Linked DNA regions of Homo sapiens: region 2 is linked to region 1. The links are chromatin loops, found by intact Hi-C in ENCODE. Cell type or tissue: Calu3. All regions are shown on one strand.

Region 1 (4,000 bases):
ATTTCAGGGATTGAAAAAAAACAGAGGCTCCAAGAAACCTATTTAACTAGCTTTCTAAGTGACTAAGCTGGGCCTGGACTCTGTCTCATGACTCCAGTGGTATGCTGGTAAATGTTTATACCAGCTCTTGGGGTGGGTGGGAGGATGGGGAGTAGAAAGGAGCCCTGATGTGTAGCAATTGCCTATTTCCTTTGTGTAAATACTCCCACCATGGCTGATGTCAAGCTGCAAGCATGTAGTCACTGAGCATGGAGTTGGTAAGAGATGTGCACCATCAGTTCTCCTGAGCCAGTACAAGCCATCTCCAGCACATCATTGCCTGCCACATTAAGGAAACCTTAGCTGCTGGCCTGAGGCTTGGCACCATCAGATGCTACTTTAACACATTCAGAAAGAACTTACTGCACCCAAGATTTGGCCCCTGACTTACCCAGCCCCTGAGGTTGCCTCCAATCCAGACCTGGGCTTGGTTGACTGTGCTAGTGCAGCACTGAATGCGATAGTTGAAGTTGAAGTCATGGATAGAGACAAGGTTGCCTCCGTAGCATCTGCTGCAGACATTCTGCAGACGGAAACAAAGTAGAGAATTCCCTCTCATTTATTTCAAGTTTCTGAGTCTCCAGGCAAGAGCCCGGCATCCCTTTTCAGGTTAAAAATAAACCTACTTGCCTCCCTTAATCCTATCTTTTGCTTCTTAATTAGCTGTCAGGACAATCCTACAGGAAATGATAATACTCATAATAATTATAACCACCGCTTATTGAGAGTTTATTACAGCCCAGTGACTATTCCAAACACTTTTCATGTATTATCTCATTTAATGCTCACCACAACTCTAAGAAGTTGGTGCTATATATCTTCGTTTTACAAATGAAGGTGCTAAAGCTTTGAAAGGCAAAGCAACTTGCCCAGGTAACACAGCTAATAAAAGGCAGAACCAGAATTTAACACAGGCGTTTCTAACACCAAAGCCTTTTGTTTAAATCGGTGGTTCTCCCCAGACCAACAATATCATCATCACCTGGGGATTTGTTGTAAATGCAAATTCTCAGGCTTCACCTCAGCCCTCCTAAATCAGAAGTCGTGCAGGTGAGGCCCAGAAAGCTGTGTTTTAACAACAACTCCAGGTGATTCTGATGCATGCGAGGCTTTGAGAACCACTAGCCTAAATGAATAGGGAACAGAAGACTGAATGTACTCTCTTTTCCCCCAGGTCCTCCGCAGTAGCCTCCCTACTACTTACCTGAGCTTCTGCAAAAGTTTTAGGAGTCCGCACCAATAGGTAGCGGCAGATCTTGCACCTTGGACTTCCCTGCACTTCAACAATGTCTTCTTCCCTGGGGCACTGGAAGTCCTTGTCTAAGGCAGCTGGGTCCGACTCCATGGCTTCCTCATCCTCAAAGTTGTCTTGACAGGCAGAAGCCTTGACCTCCTCTCCCTCTGCCTGAATCACCTCCTCCGTCAGAGCCAAGTCTCTCTCCTGCTCCTTTGAACTATCCAGATCCTGGCCTAGGTCTGCCTGTGTCTCTAGGCTCTCCAGATGGGGGGCATCATTCTCTGGGAAGAAGAGGTAACCTGCCATCAGGTCAAGAGCTTCCTAGTTCCAGCACCGTGGACAGCTCCAGCAACGTCGCTCGAGCTTTCCTAGGAATTCCACCTGAAGACAAGACTGGAGGATTTCCTTGGTGTTAGGTAAGGAGAGATCTCTCGGGTCACACCCACAAATGGACAAGAACCTGACTTCTGGCCGACACCACGAGTGTGTGTTTTGAAGGTGGGAGAAAGCACGTGTGAGAAGCCTGGGGCAGTCACCAGCCCTTCATCTTAACAGGTGGGTGGTTTTTCCTTCTGAAAGTTCAGGTTACAGTTTGCCGGGTGCGGTGGCTCACGCCTGTAATCCCAGCACTTTGGGAGGCCGGGGCGGGCGAATCACAAGGTTAGGAGTTTGAGACCAGCCTGGCAAATATGGTGAAACCCCATCTCTACTAAAAATACAAAGATTAGCCAGGCGTGGTGGCATGTGCCTGTAGTCCCAGCTACTCAGGAGGCTGAGGCAGAAGAATTGCTTGAACCCGGGAGGCGGAGTTTGTGGTGAGCCGAGATCGCGCCACTGCACTCCAGCCTGGGCAACAGAGCGAGACTCCGTCTCAAAACAAAACAAAAAACAAACAAAAAAAAAAACAAAAACAACAACAACAAAAAAAAATCAAACAAAAAAGAGAAAGTTCCAGGTTACAGTTCTGAGTCCAAGTGATATCTTACCGGAGATGAGCTGTATCAGCTAAAGAGGGAAGGCTGTGGTCCTGGCCTCATGAGTGCAAATAAAAGCGGGGGGAGGGGAGTGTAGGAAAAAGGAAAAAAGGGAAAGACGCATGAGGAGGGAAGGGAGAGACTTACCCAGATGAAGAGCAGAAACTGTTCCCAGCAGGAGAAAGGGCAGGAGCAAGAGGCATTGCATATCTACTGTCTTTTAGCGAGGACACTACTCCACCGTCCTTCTTGGGGCTGTCTTTGTGTGTCTAGTATAGCCCCTGGCACATAGTATAGAGGGAATATTTGTTTAATTGTTTGATTAAAGAGCAAACAAGATTGCTTTCTCCTCTTGCCATGAACAGACCCTGAGCTGGAGAGTCTAGAAAAGGAATGGTGGGAGGGATAACTCAGGTACCAAATTTCATTTGTCTTCCAGTCTCCGTTGCTGCTCTCCAGTATCACCCTTAGCCCAGACTCCTGCCCCTGCGGGGACAGGTCTGCTTAGCTATGATGTTCCTAAGGACAGGCCTCCTACGTGTTTGCCCTATGAGGTGCTGCTTCTTCCCAGGGCCTACACTGGTCCTGCCTGGGCAGCCAGAAAAGAACTCACCTTCCAAGAGTCTGAGACCTCCACTCTCAGTGCCTCTGGCTTCAGGGGCCAGAAGCAGCCTTTATACTGGGTTTTTGGGGAAGTGGGAAGAGGCCAGAATGATTGCTCCAGGACAGAGTGGGGGACAAAGGAGCTGATAATGAAGTTTGCTCAGTCTTCTCAACCCTGTGCCCTGCTCTCTGCTGGGACTGCAGGGACCTGCCTCCTGGGGCCTACTGCCTTGTTTGGGTACCCCACACCCTGGTTTGCTTCAGAAGGCCCTAGATGTTATGTCCATTGTCCAGGCATAATTATTATTTATGCCCCCTAAAATGCCCCAGTCTGAACAACACGCCTTAACTCCAGGAGTAGCCTCCTGCTGGTGGAATCCCAGAGAGTGAAGTGGAGATCCCAGGGAGCTGGTGGGAGACAATGGGGGGAAGAAACAAGAGGGGAAAGGGAGGTTCAGTGCTCCCAAGCTCTCACCCATCCTAGGGGCATAGTGTGCAACACACCCCTCACCCTCATCTCCGCATCATCTCCACCAGGTACCACCCCTACTTCACAGAGGCAAAATGTGAGATTCAGAGAAAGAGAGAAGGCAACTTGCCAAGGTTCCATGGGAAGTGGAAGAACTGGAATTTCTAAGTCTTTTTGACTCCAAAACCTTCTCTCTTTCTTTCCTCTCTCTCTTTTTTCTCTCCCTTCCTCTTTCTCATCTTTTTTTTTTTTCTTTTTGAGACGGAGTCTTGCTCTGTCGCCCAGGCTGGAGTGCAATGGCAAGATTTTGGCTCACTGCAAGCTCCACCTCCCGGGTTCAAGCGCTTCTCCTGCCTCAGCCTCCCAAGTAGCTGGCTAATTTTTTGTATTTTTAGTAGAGATGGGGTTTCACTATGCTGGCCAGGCTGGTCTTGAACTCCTGACCTCGTGATCCACCCACTTCGGCCTCCCAAAATGCTGGGATTACAGGCATGAGCCACTGTGCCTGTCCTCATCTTTTTTTTTTTTAAGAGACAAAATCTTGCTCTGTCACCCAGGCTGGAGTGCAGTGCTGCGATGATAGTTCACTGTAACCCTGAATTCCTGGGCTCAAGTAATCCTCCTGCCACAGCCTCCTGAGTCACAGGGATTACAGGCACAAGCTTTCTCATCTTTAAT
Region 2 (4,000 bases), 1.0 Mb after region 1:
TAGAGATTGAAATAAGATTATTGGTCCCCAGGGTCAGGGGGCTGAGGGAATGAGGGACTACTGCTTAATGAGTATGGAATCTTCTTTGTGAGTAAAAAAAACTTTTGAAATTAGATATATGTGATGGTTTCACAACTTTATGAATGTACTAAATATCAATGAATTATATACTTTTAAATAATCAATTTTATTTTATGGACATTTCATATAAATTAAAAAGGTGGAGTCAGGGAAAAATTGCATAGGCATAAAATGGAGAAAAGAACCTGACTGCGAAGGGAGAGATCAGACTGATGCAGACAAAAGTCAAGGAATGCTGGCAGCCACCTGAAGATGAAATATGCATGGAACTGATTATTTCCTAGAGATTCTGGAGACTGATACCTTGGTTTCATTCTAGTGAAACTGATTTTGGACATCTGACCTCCAAAACTGTAAGAAAATAAAATGTGTTGTTTTACTTCCCTAAGCATGTGGTAATTTGTCACAACCAAAGGGAACTAATACAAAATCTTTGTTGTGTTAAACCATTGGGTTTTCACTTAATGTGTTACTGCAGTAAAATCTAGCATCTTTTATTACCTATCTTCTTGTTTTCTACAAACAGATGATGAGTTTTTCCTATTAGTTCTCCTTATTATTCATTTACTCATTCACTAAAATCTTTTACTGAGCCCCAACTCTGTTCCAGGCATGAATCTTTGTTAGTGACCAAGTCAGAAATTGTTCCTGTATGCATCAAGCTTTTATTCTTGTTGAAAAACAAATTTAAGTAAACACACACAAATAGATAACTTTGTATTGTGATCAATATTATGAAGGAACAGATAATAGAGATAAAATTGGATAGGCCTTTTTAACATTTAATATGTAAATTTGTTCCTTCACTGAGTTGCCATTTTATTAGACACTCTTGAGTCCTTCCATGTAATCAACATCAGATCAGACTAATATCTGAGAATAATGACTGAGTAGTGCAGCTACATTTATAAAAATGAATCTATATAATTAATAAGTGTTTCAATAGTTCTATGGAGAAGGGTGACAAATTAGGTGATGAAATGACATAAGAATAAGAAAAGGAATAGAGAGAAGTAATTACTAACATATTTTGAACAGCTATTCTGTTTCAGGCACTGTGCTGTGTTCTCACTCATTCAGTACCCATTCAAAATAATTCTATGAGTAGGTGGTATTTTCACAAGTAGAATCTCAGAACATTTAATTAACTTGACACTTGTCACAAAGCTTTGTTGAAATGGAATTCATATGCAGCTTTATTCTGTGTTTCAAATCTGTGTACTTTTATTTGTGCTTGTCATTTTAGTCATGACTTGGAGAATGGATAAGGATTTAAAAATAAACAATTGTGGAATTAAATTGTGATGGAGAAATTTGACACTTTTTCCGTTATATGCTGTCCAGCCCCATTACCTACAAACAGTATCCAGATTGTATTATGAAAGTCTGTCTGTATTAGTTAGGATAAATAACGCTAGCTGCCATACAAGTAAACTCGGAAATTACAGTGGCATGATCATAGAAGATTTTCTTGCCCACAGGTTATTCAATTAATTGTTCTATAGGAATTCACACAGAGATTCAATGACCCAGGTCTTTTCACTAAGTGATTCCATTATCCCCCGTAGTCTGAATTTTGTCTCTCCAGATGGTGACAAAGAGAGCATACAGAGGACTACATGAAGAGTATCATGGGCCAGAGTTGAAATGGCATATATGACTTCACAAATTGGATTGTCAAAAATACAATCACATAGCCACAAAGTACTGCATAAAGGCTGAGAAACAGCCTAGGTATGAGTACAGTAAAAATAAAATAGTTTGGAAAACAACTACCAGTCTTTTCCATTGTAATACTTATGATCATCCAATATCCACTTTATACTTCTTCCCACAGAAAGAACATATTATCTACCTCCCCCAAAGAGACCACCTAAATCCCAACTAGTCACCATACAAGCTCAACCTCAGGTTAAATGGTCTTCTCCACATAATCAGGATGTGGCTCCTTGTGGTTCAGCAATTTATGAACCAAAAAGAAAATTTAGCTCCTTCTACATTCACATCCAATACATAAAGTCATACCAGAGTAAAGATAATTAGCAAACACATACACAGACACACACACACACACACACACACACACACACACAGAAAAAAGTCATCCCCATGTATACAAGACAGTAATGGGAGGCACACTGGTTGGTTTTAAAATCTTACAGAATTGGCATTATGAAAGTCCCTCACCCAAGTAATGATATATATTTTTTTATGAGACCCTGATTTTTTTCTCTGGGGAAAACTCCATTTTCCATTGTTTTCCTTGGCTGCTGGTGTAATCTCTTCAGCATTTCTCTTCTTATCCATTATTCTTCATTACCATTTCTGAAGTGTGTTGAACACAAAATCCTGTCTAGCACAAAATAAAGGCAATTTATTAATAAACTTGCAGCAAGGAAACCATCTTCTATTATTTTTACTTCAGCAGGATTGCAAGTGTGTTAGAAGGGACAGTAAGCTCATTGAGTAAAATGGAATAAATACTGAACCAGTGAATCATTGGCAACCATCTTATTAAGATAAGACTTTTGGAAGGGGTAGAAACAATAATTGGTCTTCAGGTACATTTGTCAGTCCTTAGTTGGCTACAAGGTGAAAAGCAAATGGTTTGGAGAATTTCTTTTTTTTAATTTTTTATTAATTTTAATTTTTTATTTTATTTTATTATTATTATACTTTAAGTTTTAGGGTACGTGTGCACAATGTGCAGGTTTGTTACATATGTATACATGTGCCATGTTGGTGTGCTGCACCCATTAACTCGTCATTTAGCATTACGTATATCTCCTAATGCTCTCCCTCCCCCTTCCCCCAACCCCACAACAGGCCCCAGAGTGTGATGTTCCCCTTCCTGTGTCCATGTGTTCTCATTGTTCAATTCCCACCTATGAGTGAGAGCATGTAGTGTTTGGTTTTTTGTCCTTGCGATAGTTTACTGAGAATGATGATTTCCAATTTCATCCATGTCCCTACAAAGGACATGATCTCATCATTTTTTATGGCTGCATAGTATTCCATGGTGTATATGTGCCACATTTTCTTAATCCAGTCTATCATTGTTGGACATGTGGGTTGGTTCCAAGTCTTTGCTATTGTGAATAGTGCCGCAATAAACATACGTGTACATGTGTCTTTATAGCAGCATGATTTATAGTCCTTTGGGTATATACCCAGTAATGGGATGGCTGGGTCAAATGGTATTTCAAGTTCTAGATCCCTGAGGAATCGCCACACTGACTTCCACAATGGTTGAGCAAGTTTACAGTCCCACCAACAGTGTAAAAGTGTTCCTACTTCTCCACATCCTCTCCAGCACCTGTTGTTTCCTGACTTTTTAATGATTGCCATTCTAACTGGTGTGAGATGGTATCTCATTGTGGTTTTGATTTGCATTTCTCTGATGGCCAGTGATGGTGAGCATTTTTTCATGTGTTTTTTGGCTGCATAAATGTCTTCTTTTGAGAAGTGTCTGTTCATATCCTTCACCCACTTTTTGATGGGGTTGTTTGTTTTTTTCTTGTAAATTTGTTTAAAATTTTTTTTTTAAAATTTTACTTTAAGTTTTGGGATACATGTGCAGAACACACAGGTTTGTTACAGAGGTATATGTGTGCCATACAAGAATTTTAAATTCAAGCCTCATAGCTTTGTTACAGTAAAATAACTAGATTAGGTGACCACTCATAGGGAATTTCCATTCAAGTCGAAGATATGATAAACAGGTGAACAAATAATACCGGAGTTTAATGTTGATAATGATTTTGAAGAATGAAGTAGGCTGAGGAAAGAAGGTCCATGGGAGGGGAGAGGCTATATTATGAAGTAGTTCAGGAAAGGCATGATCTGCCTGGGTGGGTTAACATTTAAGCAACAATATTAAATGAGTATGGAAATTTTCTGAGCAGAGGAAACAGCAAAT

Evidence for each region. Peaks named below come from ENCODE experiments on the same cell type or tissue, not always from the same donor. Only the 100,000 strongest peaks of a DNase experiment are listed, where the experiment ranks them.
Region 2: a loop joins it to region 1, with 6 times the contacts of the local background. A loop is called at or near these places in 1 of 110 quality-filtered maps.

The regions. Positions count from the first base shown.
Region 1 is chr11:57,378,251-57,382,250 of GRCh38, forward strand. PRG3 (proteoglycan 3, pro eosinophil major basic protein 2) reads right to left here and starts at 2,900. Exons shown (of 6, transcript NM_006093.4): 1 at 2,864-2,900; 2 at 2,398-2,531; 3 at 1,244-1,557; 4 at 431-562. The coding sequence starts at 2,458. RefSeq lists an enhancer at 1,089-2,288. In Calu3, no CTCF peak of the experiment used is centred here; a DNase peak (open chromatin) is centred at 1,621.
Region 2 is chr11:58,383,050-58,387,049 of GRCh38, forward strand. No RefSeq gene overlaps it. Among named protein-coding and RNA genes, the nearest start is that of OR5B3, 22 kb to the right of the region's middle. In Calu3, no CTCF peak of the experiment used is centred here; no DNase peak of the experiment used is centred here.